Linked DNA regions of Homo sapiens: region 1 is linked to region 2. Evidence: read pairs that join two places in POLR2A ChIA-PET (ENCODE). Cell type or tissue: OCI-LY7. All regions are shown on one strand.

Region 1 (8,000 bases), 240 kb before region 2:
CCCATGCAAGAATAACAACAAAATCCTGAGGAAAGAAATCGCAGGTAATATAAACAAATGAGAAAACAGCTTACGCTCATGGATTGGAAGAATCAATATCATTAAAATGACCATTCTTTCCAAAGCAATCTACAGCTTCAATGTAATTCCTATCAAGTTACCAACATCACTCTTCATAGAATTAAAAAAAAAATCTAAAATTCATATGAAACCAAAAAAGACCCGAAGTAGCCAAAGGAATCTTGAGCAAAAAAGACAAAGCAGAAGAAGGCTCATTACTTGAATTCAAATCATACTAAAATGCTACAATAACCAAATCACAATAACTAGACACATAGATCAATGAAATAGGACAGAGAACCCAGAAATAAAGCCACACACCTACAGTTAACTGATCTTGACAAAGTTGACAAAAATATAGAGTGAGGAAAGGACACCCTATTCAATAAATGATGCTGGGAAAATTGCATAGCCATATGCAGAAGAATAAAACTGGATTCCTACCTCTCACCATATAAAAAAACTTAGCTCAAGGTGGGCTAAGGACTTAAATGTAAGTCCTGAAACTATAAAAATCCTAGGAGAAAATCTAGAAAAATATTCTTTTAGACACTGGCCTAAGCAAAAAATTTATGACTGAAACATCAAAAGCAGAAGCAACAGAAACAAAAATTGACAAATGGGACTTAATTAAACCAAAAAAACTTCTGTAAAGCGAAAGAAATAACCAAAAGAGTAAACAGATAACTTACAGAATGGAAGAAAATATTTGCAAATTATGCATTTGACAAAGACTAATATTCAGAATCTATGAGGAACTAAAATAATTCAATAAGAAAAATCCAAATAGGCCAGGCACTGTGGCTCATGCCTGTAATCCCAGTACTTTGGGAGTCCAAGGAGGGCGGATCACGAGGTCAGGAGTTTGAGACCAGCCTGACCAACATGGTGAAACTCCATCTCTACTAAAAACACAAAAATTGGCCAGGTGCTGTGGCACACACCTGGAATCCCAGCTATTTGGGAGGCTGAGGCAGGAGAATTGTTTGAACTTGGGAGGCAGAGGTTGCAGTAAGCTGAGATAGCACCACTGCACTCCAGCCTGGGTGACAGAGTGAGACTCCATCTCAAAAAAAAAGAAAAAGAGAAAAGCAAATAACTCCATTAGAAAGTCGGAAAAAGACATTAACACACATTGATCCAAAGAAGACACACAAGTGTCCAACTAGCATATGGAAAAAATATTCAACATAACTAATCATTAGAAATGCAAGTTAAAATCACAGTGAGATACCATCATATACCGGTTAGAGCGACTATTATTAAGAAGTCAAGAGGGGGAGGAGCCAAGATGGCCGAATAGGAACAGCTCCGGCCTACAGCTCCCAGCATGAGCGACGCAGAAGAGGGGTGATTTCTGCATTTCCATCTGAGGTACCGGGTTCATCTGACTAGGGAGTGCCAGACAGTGGGCGCAGGTCAGCGGGTGCGCTCACCGTGCGCCAGCCGAAGCAGGGCGAGGCATTGCCTCACTCGGGAAGCGCAAGGGGTCAGGGAGTTCCCTTTCCTAGTCAAAGAAAGGGGTGACAGACGGCACCTGGAAAATCGGGTCACTCCCACCCGAATACTGCGCTTTTCCGACTGGCTTAAAACACGGCACACCACGAGGTTATATTACGCACCTGGCTTGGAGGGTCCTACGCCCACGGAATCTCGCTGATTGCGAGCACAGCAGTCTGAGATCAAACTGCAAGGCGGGAGCGAGGCTGGGGGAGGGGCGCCCGCCATTGCCCAGGCTTGCTTAGGTAAACAAAGCAGCCCAGAAGCTCGAACTGGGTGGAGCCCACCACAGCTCAAGGAGGCCTGCCTGCCTCTGTAGGCTCCACCTCTGGGGGCAGGGCACAGACAAACAAAAAGACAGCAGTAACCTCTGCAGACTTAAATGTCCCTGTCTGACAGCTTTGAAGAGAGCAGTGGTTCTCCCAGCACACAGCTGGAGATCTGAGAACGGGCAGACTGCCTCCTCAAGTGGGTCCCTAATCCCTGACCCCTGAGCAGCCTAATTGGGAGGCACCCCCCCAGCAGGGGCACACTGACACCTCACACAGCAGGGTATTCCAACAGACCTGCAGCTGAGGGTCCTGTCTGTTAGAAGGAAAACTAACAAACAGAAAGGACATCCACACCAAAAACCCATGTGTACATCACCATCATCAAACACCAAAAGTAGATAAAACCACAAAGATGGGGAAAAAACAGAACAGAAAAGCTGGAAACTCTAAAAAGCAGAGCGCCTCTCCTCCTCCAAAGGAATGCAGTTCCTCACCAGCAACAGAACAAAGCTGGATGGAGAATGACTTTGACTAGTTGAGAGAAGAAGGCTTCACACGATCAAATTACTCTGAGCTACGGGAGGACATTCAAACCAAAGGCAAAGAAGTTGAAAACTTTGAAAAAAATTTAGAAGAATGTATAACTAGAAAACCAATACAGAGAAGTGCTTAAAGGAGCTGATGGAGCTGAAAACCAAGGCTCGAGAAATACGTGAAGAATGCAGAAGCCTCAGGAGCCGATGCGATCAACTGGAAGAAGGGGTATCAGCAATGGAAGATGAAATGAATGAAATGAAGCAAGAAGGGAAGTTTAGAGAAAAAAGAATAAAAAGAAATGAGCAAAGCCTCCAAGAAATATGGGACTATGTGAAAAGACCAAATCTACGTCTGATTGGTGCACCTGAAAGTGATGGGGAGAATGGAACCAAGTTGGAAAACATGCTGCAGGATATTATCCAGGAGAACTTCCCCAATCTAGCAAGGCAGGCCAATGTTCAGATTCAGGAAATACAGAGAACGCCACAAAGATACTCCTCGAGAAGAGCAACTCCAAGACACATAACTGTCAGATTCACCAAAATTGAAATGAAGGAAAAAATGTTAAGGGCAGCCAGAGAGAAAGGTTGGGTTACCCTCAAAGGGAAGCCCATCAGACTAACAGCGGATCTCTCGGCAGAAACCCTACAAGCCAGAAGAGAGTGGGGGCCAATATTCAACATTCTTAAAGAAAAGAATTTTCAAGCCAGAATTTCATATCCAGCCAAACTAAGCTTCATAAGTGAAGGAGAAATAAAATACTTTACAGACAAGCAAATGCTGAGAGATTTTGTCACCACCAGGCCTACCCTAAAAGAGCTCCTGAAGGAAGCGCTAAATATGGAAAGGAACAACCGGTACCAGCCGCTGCAAAATCATGCCAAAATGTAAAGACCATCGAGACTAGGAAGAAACTGCATCAACTAACGAGCAAAATCACCAGCTAACATCATAATGACAGGATCAAATTCACACATAACAATATTAACTTTAAATGTAAATGGACTAAATGCTCCAATTAAAAGACACAGACTGGCAAATTGGATAAAGAGTCAAGACCCATCAGTGTGCTGTATTCAGGAAACCCATCTCACGTGCAGAGACACACATAGGCTCAAAATAAAAGGATGGAGGAAGATCTACCAAGCAAATGGAAAACAAAAGAAGGCAGGGGTTGCAATCCTAGTCTCTGATAAAACAGACTTTAAACCAACAAAGATCAAAAGAGTCAAAGAAGGCCATTACATAATGGTAAAGGGATCAATTCAACAAGAAGAGCTAACTCTCCTAAATATATATGCACCCAATACAGGAGCACCAAGATTCATAAAGCAAGTCCTGAGTGACCTACAAAGAGACTTAGACTCCCACACATTAATAATGGGAGATTTTAACACCCCACTCTCAATATTAGACAGATCAACAAGACAGAAAGTCAACAAGGATACCCAGGAATTGAACTCAGCTCTGCACCAAGCGGACCTAATAGACATCTACAGAACTCTCCACCCCAAGTCAACAGAATATACATTTTTTTCAGCACCACACCACACCTATTCCAAAATTGACCACATACTTGGAAGTAAAGCTCTCCTCAGCAAATGTAAAAGAACAGAAATTATAACAAACTATCTCTCAGACCACAGTGCAATCAAACTAGAACTCAGGATTAAGAATCTCACTCAAAACCGCTCAACTACATGGAAACTGAACAACCTGCTCCTGAATGACTAGTGGGTACATAACGAAATGAAGGCAGAAATAAAGATGTTCTTTGAAACCAATGAGAACAAAGACACAACATACCAGAATCTCTGGGACGCATTCAAAGCAGTGTGTAGAGGGAAATTTATAGCACTAAATGCCCACAAGAGAAAGCAGGAAAGATCCAAAATTGACACCCTAACATCACAATTAAAAAAACTAGAAAAGCAAGAGCAAACACATTCAAAAGCTAGCAGAAGGCAGGAAATAACTAAAATCAGAGCAGAACTGAAGGAAATAGAGACAAAAAAACCCTTCAAAAAATTAATGAATCCAGGAGCTGGTTTTTTGAAAGGATCAACAAAATTGATAGACCGCTAGCAAGACTAATAAAGAAAAAAAGAGAGAGGAATCAAATAGACACAAAAAAAAGGATAAAGGGGATATCACCACTGATCCCACAGAAATACAAACTACCATCAGAGAATACTACAAACACCTCTACACAAATAAACTAGAAAATCTAGAAGAAATGGATAAATTCCTCGACACATACACTCTCCCAAGACTAAACCAGGAAGAAGTTGAATCTCTGAATAGACCAATAACAGGATCTGAAATTGTGGCAATAATCAATAGCTTACCAACCAAAAAGAGTCCAGGACCAGATGGATTCACAGCCGAATTCTACCAGAGGTACAAGCAGGAACTGGTACCATTCCTTCTGAAACTATTCCAATCAATAGAAAAAGAGGGAATCCTCCCTAACTCATTTTATGAGGCCAGCATCATTCTGATACCAAAGCCAGGCAGAGACACAACAAAAAAAGAGAATTTTAGACCAATATCCTTGATGAACATTGATGCAAAAATCCTCAATAAAATACTGGCAAACCGAATCCAGCAGCACATCAAAAAGCTTATCCACCATGATCAAGTGGGCTTCATTCCTGGGATGCAAGGCTGGTTCAATATACGCAAATCAATAAATGTAATACAGCATATAAACAGAACCAAAGACAAAAACCACATGATTATCTCAATAGATGCAGAAAAAGCCTTTGACAAAATTCAACAACCCTTCATGCTAAAAACTCTCAATAAATTAGGTATTGATGGGACATATTTCAAAATAGTAAGAGCTATCTATGACAAACCCACAGCCAATATCATACTGAATGGGCAAAAACTGGAAGCATTCCCTTTGAAAACTGGCACAAGACAGGGATGCCCTCTCTCACCACTCCTATTCAACATAGTGTTGGAAGTTCTGGCCAGGGCAATTAGGCAGGAGAAGGAAATAAAGGGTATTCAATTAGGAAAAGAGGAAGTCAAATTGTCCCTGTTTGCAGACGACATGATTGTATATCTAGAAAACCCCATTGTCTCAGCCCAAAATCTCCTTAAGCTGATTAAGCAACTTCAGCAAAGTCTCAGGATACAAAATCAATGTACAAAAATCACAAGCATTCTTATACACCAACAACAGGCAAACAGAGAGCCAAATCATGAGTGAACTCCCATTCAAAATTGCTTCAAAGAGAATAAAATACCTAGGAATCCAACTTACAAGGATGTGAAAGACCTCTTCAAGGAGAACTACAAACCACTGCTCAATGAAGTAAAAGAGGATACAAACAAATGGAAGAACATTCCATGCTCATGGGTAGGAAGAATCAATATCGTGAAAATGGCCATACTGCCCAAGGTAATTTACAGATTCAATGCCATCCCCATCAAGCTACCAATGACTTTCTTCACAGAATTGGAAAAAACTACTTTAAAGTTCATATGGAACCAAAAAAAGAGGCTGCATTGCCAAGTCAACCCTAAGCCAAAAGAACAAAGCTGGAGGCATCACACTACCTGACTTCAAACTATACTACAAGGCTACAGTAACCAAAACGCATGGTACTGGTACCAAAACAGAGATATAGATCAATGGAACACAACAGAGCCCTCAGAAATAACGCCGCATATCTACAACTATCTGATCTTTGACAAACCTGAGAAAAACAAGCAATGGGGAAAGGATTCTCTATTTAATAAATGGTGCTGGGAAAACTGGCTAGCCATATGTAGAAAGCTGAAACTGGATTCCTTCCTTACACCTTACACAAAAATCAATTCAAGATGGATTAAAGACTTAAATGTTATACCTAACACCATAAAAACCCTAGAAGAAAACCTAGGCATTACCATTCAGGACATAGGCATGGGCAAGGACTTCATGTCTAAAACACCAAAAGCAATGACAACAAAAGCCAAAATTGACAAATGGGATCTAATTAAACTAAAGAGCTTCTGCACAGCAAAAGAAACTACCATCAGAGTGAACAGGCAACCCACAAAATGGGAGAAAATTTTCGCAACCTACTCATCTGACAAAGGGCTAATATCCAGAATCTACAATGAACTCAAACAAATTTACAAGAAAAAAACAAACAACCCCATCAAAAAGTGGGCGAAGGACATGAACAGACACTTCTCAAAAGAAGACATTTATGCAGCCAAAAAACACATGAAAAAATGCTCACCATCACTGGCCATCAGAGAAATGCAAATCAAAACCACAATGAGATACCATCTCACACCAGTTAGAATGGCAATCATTAAAAAGTCAGGAAACAACAGGTGCTGGAGAGGATGTGGAGAAATAGGAACACTTTTACACTGTTGGTGGGACTGTAAACTAGTTCAACCATTGTGGAAGTCAGTGTGGCGATTCCTCAAGGATCTAGAACTGGAAATACCATTTGACCCAGCCATCCCTTTACTGGGTATATACCCAAAGGACTATAAATCATGCTGTTATAAAGACACATGCACACGTATGTTTATTGCGGCATTATTCACAATAGCAAAGACTTGGAACCAACCCAAATGTCCAACAATGATAGACTGGATGAAGAAAATGTGGCACATATACACCATGGAATACTATGCAGCCATAAAAAATGATGAGTTCATGTCCTTTGTAGGGACATGGACGAAATTGGAAATCATCATTCTCAGTAAACTATCGCAAGAACAAAAAACCAAACACCACATATTCTCACTCATAGGTGGGAATTGAATAATGAGATCACATGGACACAGGAAGGGGAATATCACACTCTGGGGACTGTTGTGGGGTGGGGGGAGGGGGGAGGGATAGCATTGGGAGATATAACCAATGCTAGATGAGGAGTTAGTGGGTGCAGCGCATCAGCATGGCGCATGTATACATATGTAACTAACCTGCACAATGTGCACATGTACCCTAAAACTAAAAGTATAATAATAAAAAATAAAAAATAAAAAAAAAAGAAGTCAAAAAAAAAAAAAAAAAACCAAAAAACCCAGCAGATGTAGGCCAGGTTGCACAGAAAAGGGAACACCTATACACTGCTGACAGAAATATAAATATTTTTCAAAGAAGTAAAAATAGCACTACCTTTCAATACAGCAATGCCACTACTGAGTAAATGAATGAAGCAAAAGAAATTATTATATCGAAAAGACATCTGGACTGATATGCCTATTGCAGCACTTTTCACAAGAGCAAAGTCATGGAATCAACCTAAGTATTCATCAGTGAGGGATTGGATAAAGAAAATGTGATACATACCATGGAATACTACTCAGCCATAAAACGAATAAAATCTTGTCTTCTCAACAACATGGATGGGACTGGCAGCCATTATCCTAGGTGAAATAATTCAGAAACAGAAAGTGAAATACTGCATGTTATCGATTGTAATTGGGAGCTAAACAATGTGTACACATGGACATACAGCGTGGAATAATAGGTATCAGAGACTCCAAAAGGTAGAGAGTTGAGGGTTGAGAAATTATCTATTGAGTACAATGCTCACTAGGTTATGGGTATACTGAAAGCCCAGACTTCACCACTACACAATATATGCAAGTACGAAATCTGCACTT
Region 2 (8,000 bases):
TAAAAGTCAATAAAAATTTAAATAAAATACATGGGTTAGAAGAATTAACCTTGTTAAGATGGCAATACTTTTCCAAACATTCTACAACTTTTGACATAATCACTATCAGAATCCCAGTTAACTTCTTTGCAAAAATTTAAAAGGTGATTTTAAATTCAAATGGACTTGACAAGGGACCTGGAATAGCTAAAACAATCCTAAAAAAGAATGATGTGGGAGGACTCAGGCTTTCTGATTTCAAAACTTTCTACTAAGCAATGACAATCAAGAAAGTATGCACGAAGAAAGTATTTGCATTAAGAAAATATTTTCTGGCACTTTCGGAGGCCGAGGTGGGCAAATCACCTGAGGTTGGGAGTTTGAGACCAGCCTGACCAACGTGGAGAAACCCCATCTCTACTAAAAATACAAAATTAGCCAGATGTGGTGGCACATGCCTGTAATCCCAACTACTTGGGAGGCTGAGGCAAGAAAATTGCTTGAACCCAGTGGGCAGAGGTTGTGGTGAGCCGAGATTGCACCATTGCACTCCAGCCTGGGCAACAAGAGCAAAACTCAGCCTCAAAAAAAAAAAAAGAAAAGAAAAGGAAAGAAAAAATTCTGATGTACTATTTTAATTTAAATAATTAAATTAAATGTCTATCTTTAACTGGTGTAAAGATAGACATATAGATACGTGGAATAGAATTGAGAGTCCAAAAATAAATCCGTATATGAACGGTCAATTGATTTTCAACAAGGGCAGCAAGACTATTATTTGGAAAAGACTAGCCTTTTCAACATAGTAATGGGACAACGGGATAGTCACATGCAAAATAAAAAGAATGAAGATGGACCCTTACTTTGCATACTATACAAAAACTAAAATCAATCAAGAACTAAATGTGGGAGCTAAAACTCTAGAGCTATTAGTAGAAAACAGGGCTAAATACACATGACATTGAATTTGGTAAATGATTCTTAGATATGACACCAAAAACATGAGCATCAAAAATAGATAAATTGAACTTCATCAATATTAAAAACTTAGTCCTTCAAAGCATATTGTCAAGAAACTGAAAAATAAAACCTACAGAATTGGAGAATTTTTTTTCAAATCAGATATCTAATAATGGACTTGTATCCAAAATATATAATGAGCTCTTACAAATCAGTAATGAAAAAGCAAGTAACCCAGCTAAAAATGGTCAAAGCATCTGAATAGAAAGCTGTTTCTCCAAAAAGAAATAAGAAATGGTAAATAAGCACATAAACAGATGCCCATTTTAATTAGTCATCATTCAGGAACAGCAAATCAAAATCACAACGAGACACTCCTTCACAATCATTAGGACAGCTGGAATGAACAAGTCAGATTACAAAAAGTTTTGGTGAGGATGTGGAGAAATCAGAACCTTCTTACGCTGCTGGTCAGAATGTAAAATGGTGCAACCACTTTGGAAAACAGTCTAGCTATTAAAAAGTCAATTTATCAAACATGGTGTTATATAATATATCAATTTTACTCCTAGGTATATGCCTGAGATAAATGAAAACATACATTGACACACAAACATGTACCCAAATGTTGAAAGTAACATTGTTCATAATTGCTGAAAGATGGAAACAGCCCAAATGTTTATTAACTGATAAATGGATAAACAAAATATCATATATTTATATAATGGGATTATTTGGCTAATGAAATCTAATACTGATGCATGCTACAACATGAATCAACTGTAAAAAGCACTATATGATGTGAAAGGAGAAAGTCACAAAAGGCCACATATCATATGATTCTATTCACATAATGTTGAAAATAGGCAATCTATAGGGATGGATTAAAGTTAACTTGGTTGCATAGGGCTGGAAGTTGGAGTGAGGGATGGGGGGTTGTATTTAAAGGGTACAAAGTTTCTTTTTGAGGTGATAAAAATGTTCTAAAATTGAGTGGTGGTGGTTGCAGATATGTGGTGATTGTTGCACATATCTGCAGATATACTAAAAACCTCTCAATTGTATACTTTAACCTCCCAATTATATATTTTAAATGGGTGAATTGTATGGCATTTGAATTATATCTCAACAAAGCTGTTTAAAAAGAGAAGAGAAGAAGGAAAGAAAGGTGAGAAGTACTAAAAGAATGATTTTTAATATTCTTTAAAAATATTAAAGATAAATTCCTGTCTTGTATCAAAAGGTCAAAAAGATAAAAGCATAAAAGTAACCTTAAGGACATGCGGTATCCGTAGTGTAGGCCCTCAAGGCAGCTGTGAACACATAGCGTCAAAAGTGACAAGGTTGGGTGGGGTGGGGTTGGGGGGCCGACAGATTCCCTAACCCCTTCCATTACATTATTTAATCTCACTGAAAATCTTCATATCTAGAGGCCTGGTGGTTCTGACAACTGAGAGTATTATATGTGGAAAGAGAAAGTAAATTCATGAAAGACAGATTTTGATTTTTCCTAATTTTGAGAGAGTGGTTTTATCCATGAGAACCACAGTTATATGACAATTGTTTAATAAAAAAGATCCAGCAGCAGAATCTAACCCTCTACCTTCCCTCCTTTAGACGGTGAACGGATTAGCTGTCCAAACTCTTAGGAGAAGGCAGAATGGATGGACATGTCACACACATTGTTCTCTGGGAAGGTTCTTCATCTGGTGCTTCCATGGGTGAAACTAAAGAAGAGGTGCTGTAAAACGTAATATTTCTTAAAAAGTTAAAAGACTCCTTAAGGCTCATTTCATTTAATAGTTTTCAAAGTTTTTATTTGCACTAGAGCTCACTTTTCAAATACAATCTTACCTAAAACTTAAATACATAAGGCCAACACATGTGATACTGTTCTCATCAATGCCAGGATAAGAGTGCCCTTCTATAACTGTAGAAAAACATATCTAAAACCTAGGGCTGCCTGGACCATTGTCAAAAAGCCTTTATTCAGGCTGGGCGCGGTGGCTCACGCCTGTAATCCCAGCACTTTGGGAGGCCGAGGTGGGCCGAACACGAGGTCAGGAGATCGAGATCATCCTGGCTAACACAGTGAAACCCCGTCTCTATTAAAAATACAAAAATTAGCCAGGCGTGGTGGTGGGCGCCTGTAGTCCCAGCTACTTGGGAAGCTGAGGCAGGAGAATGGCACGAACCCAGGAGGAGGAGCTTGCAGTGAGCCGAGATCGAGCCACTGCACTCCATCCTGGGCAACAGAGCGAGACTCTGTCTCAAAAAAAAAAAAAAAAAAAGCTGTTATTCAGCAGATCTCTGTAAGGATATAAAAACAAAGATTCAAAAGAGGAAGTGACTTGTCCAAGCTCCCCAGCTATTAGGTATCTTAGCTAGAATTCCAAGTTCCCTTCTTACCATGATGTATTCTGGAAATTTAATGCAAACTAGGAAGCTGAAAACTCTTCCACGTATCTAGGACCAAAGCAGAAAGAAGCTCGTTCCTTGTCAGCGGTGTCTGCAACAGTGTATGGCTGATACCTCCTGGGTATCTTGGAGATGACTCTACTTGCAACGTTCTATACTAACAAAGATGGCAGAGACATGACACAGTTAGCCGTATTTTAAATGGCTATTTTAAAGATGATTTTCTCTTTTAGAGCAGCTGTTTTCAATTTTGACTGCACATCACCATAGATGGAGGAGTGCTTTTGTTATTGTTTTATTTAAATTACAGATGCTCAGAATTTTTCTTTTGGAAGAAAATAAATATTCTCAGAATCTTATGAAGATGTCAACATTTTATTCAGGCAAAAAATGCAAACATGCTCATATGCATAATTTTTTGCATATATTTTGGGTGTATTTTTTAGTCCCCTGGGCAAATAATTGGTTGTATCTTTTAGTCTCCTGTGAATTTTCTTAAGGGATATTATTTTTAAGATATTTCTTTCTACTAATGCAATTTAAAGCATAATCCAGTTTATAAAAGTACAATTATTTAAAAAAGATCTTAATGGCATGTTATTTGTGAAAATGACCTCAAGAATAGGCATTCCATACTTGGCTAGCTATTCATTGTAATTTTCAACCAGATATCTCCATGTAAACTTTGGAGCCTCGTCTCCAGCTCATGGAAGCAAAAGCCATGTTGAAGCCGAGGCTAGACTGAACATTACAGAAACATAAAAGTTGGCCATACCCTAAATCTCTGTGATCTCTGCAGATGCTCCCAACACGGACCTCCAGGAGTAAACATCATCTCCACCTGAGCCAATGAGGCTTACTGGACTTGTGGGAAAGAGTGTGAGCTTCTCAATCAGCCTTTCCTAATATGCAAAACCTAGTCCTGCCACTCACTAGTGAGGGAGAAGGTAGGGAAAAACCAGTTAGGTAAATAGTTAAGGCTGGGCCCCGGGGGAAATGCCTGCCTGAAAAATCACAGCTGCTGCAGCTGCACAGATAAGCTCAGGGGCTGATAAGGAGCCAGTGAGGCATAGAAGCATTTTTGTTCTTTGTATAATTAGCTCCAGGAAAACGTTTCCTCCCCTTTTCAGGCATATACACAGTGGGCTCCGTGGGAACTTGCACAGGGAGGAAGGAGGCTTACCTAAAACAAACCCACAGTTACATGAACAAGAGAAGCAGCACTTTGTGCTTACTTAGAAACATCCCACAGCTGGATAAAGGGAGTTGCACAGACAGCGTTACTGATAAGAAAAGTTACTCCTCAAACAATTACAGGGAGGAGAGCAGTTTTTTATAAAAGCTTTTTGCATTCAGCTGTGACCCGGCAATCCACTCAGACTCTTCTGCAGAGAGCTTTCTCCTTTCGCTTATAAAAGTTTTGCTCCAACCTCACCCGTGTGTCAGTGCTCCTCAGTCATCTTGGAGGTGAGATGAAGGACTCAGGGTGATACCTCACAAGAGAAACTGCTACATAAAGGTGCATTTGCAAGACTGCAACACTAGCTCAATATATTGAGCCACTTGTTTCAGGTTTTAACCTTTTGAGACAGTAAAACAATGTCTTTTCCCCCACCATAGGATTTCTGTGGTAATTAAATGAAATTACAGTACCTGGCTTTTGGTATAAGTTTATAGCAGCACATTTGCAATTGCAAAAATATGGAGCCAACCAAAGTGCCCATCAACCAATGAGTGGATAAAGAAAATGTGGTATACATACACCATGAAATACTACTCAGCCACAAAAAGGAACAAAATAATGTCTTTTGCAGCAAATCGGATGGTGCTGGAGGCCATTATTCTAAGTGAAGTAACTGAGGAATGGAAAACCAAAAATTCTATGTTCTCATTTATAAGTGGGAGCTAAGCTATGAGGATGCAAAGGCATAAGAATGATATAATAGATGTTGGGAACTCTCCTTGGGGGAGGAGAGTTGGAGGAAAGTGAGGGATAAAAGACTGCATATTGGGTACAGTTTACAGTGTACACTGCTCAGGTGATGGGTGCACCAAAATATCAGAAATCACCACTAAAGAACTTATCCATGTAACCAAAAATCACTTGTACTCCCAAAGCTATTGAAATATATAGCTATAACTAATATATAATATATATATTAAACTAATATATATTATATATGTATGTATATATATTAAACTATTTGCCTGGGGATAAAAAAGCAAAACATGTTTTTCTCCTCTGCTGTAAAATAAAATTTTCTAGAGGCAATAATAAAATATGTATCACAAATTCTCATTGAAATTCCATACAAACAGAAAAAAGTCAAATTGATATTATAATCTGTGAACCATATTAGATTAAACTTCTATGGATATTTAGCTGAAGGAAAATAAATTTAAGGCAAAATAGAGCAATCTCAGTTTGTTCAAGTATTTAAAATACCTTTCAATATCTGAAATGGAATAATTCTGTTTGCCCTTAAATTAGAACGAATATTAACAAGTCACATGTTGAGTTCCAGTAAGTGCTATGGTAATGAATTAGGTCTGCATATCAGTCTTAATTATGATTTGATGAATAACTACATTCAAATATAATGCAATAAAGAAAAAAATTCATCCAAAAAGGGAATGAATATACAAATATAAAATGTATATAGCAATCGAGACAACATGATAAAAGGACAAAATATATGACTATAGAACCAACCCTGACCCACAATCTCTTCAGCAACCTGTCTAGGAAGCCAGATTGTAGCCTCTGCAGCAATCAGTCCAGAATACAGGCTTGCTCAATGATTGCCAGCTTCTCTAATTTTTGTCTCTGCTGCCAACTCAGGACCAACCAGAGCAAGCCAAATATGTTTTCCAAACCAATCACATAGGATGCCCCACATCTAGTCAGCCCTCCTTCAGCCTCCCCACGCCAACAACTTCCAATCAGGGCACATAGGAAGCCTTCCCTTTGTTCCATTATAAAGCTTTCCCACCCTGCTGCTTTCCCTTTGAGTCTGTGCCAAATGCAAGATGGCTGACTCCCTTGCTTTTGCAAGCTCTGAATAAAATAGCTATGCTTGTTCTCATTTGGTTGGTCTTTGTTTATTTCCATAAGTAAGTACTTAATAAATATTAGCTTCTTCTGCATTTCCATTTCTCCCTACTGGTGGGTACTAAAACATCCTTGTTGATCTTCTTTCTCACTTTTATGAATGAGTCACAAATAATTCTTCTGCAGTCTGAATGAAGCCTCTCATTTCATCTTAAAGATATATCCCCAATATATTTCTTAATTTCCAGACCAGATGTTTCCCAGGTCACTGTTAGCTAAAGAATCTTTTGCAATGCTTGGCATTCATGGTTGGAAGGATTGAGGGGAGAGACAGAGACTGGGGTGAGGGAGGGAGGTCTTGGCTGAACAGAAAACAACGTACATCTTCTAATTAAGGCCCACTTTTATCATTATTCTTATTCTTTGTTTTTAAATTTAAACTTGTCACTGGCCAGCATAAAAAGAAACAGTTTTTTAGATGAAGAAGCTGAATTCACTTAATCTTTCAAAAATGTAAAAATAGCCTTTCACTAAAGAGCCATAAAAAATGTCTAAGTTAAGGTTAGTGTGAATCTTCTGTTCAGGAGCCGTTCTTCTTTTCTAACATTAAAAATAACCAATTGGGGAAAAGCTGTCAGGCAGAACTGAGCTTCTTGGCTTCAATCTGCTCAGTGTGGCCTGAGTGTTATTTACAGAGGGGTTTTACAGGTATTATAAACACTGGAAAGATTTCTTTGGAGTCCACTGGGCAAAAGGAATGTGTATGCATTATTCCTTCCAGAGATGAGCAGAGGCAGAGAATAGAGATGAATATTCACAGGGGTCCAAATCATCTGGAAAACAGCTTGCTGGAGTCCTGCGATTACGTTAATAAGATGTGTACCATATGCTGGCTTGAGCATGCTAATACCCTGCATCCCCTGAGTGTTGTAAGAGGATGATGGCACTGGCCACTCAAATGGAGATGGTTCCCAAAGCTGGAGCCTGCTTGTTTGTATTCCTCTGTGTCTCTGAGGGAGAGGCTCTGTGGCTTCCCAGGCTGACTGACCTCAAAGCTCCCTGCAATTTGGAAAGTAAATGATTCATTTGTCCTGTTAAGCAGCACAGAGGTTTTGTGAATCAATTGTGCACCTATTTAGAATGCAAATTAGACAGTGAGAAGCTTCATGTCAGGACATGCAGTAAACCCTGAAGGCTAGTTTCTATGCCTGGGTGACAATAAAAACAGCCTTTGAAGTAAAGCAAACACAGCGAGAATGCGCAAAGTTGGTTTTTGAGTGGGGAGGTTGTCTACTAACCTAGGCCCTCTTTCTTCCCTAGCATATACCTCAGCTGCAAGTCACAGCTGACCACAAAGATTCTGCCTTCTCTAGTGAGGTCAGCCTGCCTTAAAGGACCAGCCCTCTAAGGGGTATATTGGCTTGCCTGATGGAAGAGAAAGTCAGATGCAGGTAGAACCTAACTTTATATGGGACTCTAGTTTTTCCCATCTAGTTCTGTGTCACAAGCTATGCTATAACAGAGAAAAGTTCCTTCCCCACCATTTTTGCTTTGTCTTTAGTCAGAATAACCACAGTGGAGGCAATAGGTG

Evidence for each region. ChIA-PET counts read pairs that join two places held together with the same protein. Peaks named below come from ENCODE experiments on the same cell type or tissue, not always from the same donor. Only the 100,000 strongest peaks of a DNase experiment are listed, where the experiment ranks them.
Region 1: POLR2A ChIA-PET joins it to region 2 with 15 read pairs; 2 of 35 experiments call an interaction of 5 or more read pairs at or near these places.

What each region holds. Positions count from the first base shown.
Region 1 is chr10:83,780,424-83,788,423 of GRCh38, reverse strand. No RefSeq gene overlaps it. Among named protein-coding and RNA genes, the nearest start is that of LINC02650, 110 kb to the right of the region's middle. RefSeq lists enhancers at 976-1,717, 1,718-2,461. In OCI-LY7, no CTCF peak of the experiment used is centred here; no DNase peak of the experiment used is centred here.
Region 2 is chr10:83,542,586-83,550,585 of GRCh38, reverse strand. It overlaps LOC105378394 (a long non-coding RNA gene), which reads left to right and starts at 2,501. Exons shown (of 3, transcript XR_946141.2): 1 at 2,501-2,677. LOC105378393 (a long non-coding RNA gene) reads right to left here and starts at 4,271. Exons shown (of 3, transcript XR_946140.1): 1 at 4,133-4,271; 2 at 3,349-3,509; 3 at 2,607-2,680. In OCI-LY7, no CTCF peak of the experiment used is centred here; no DNase peak of the experiment used is centred here.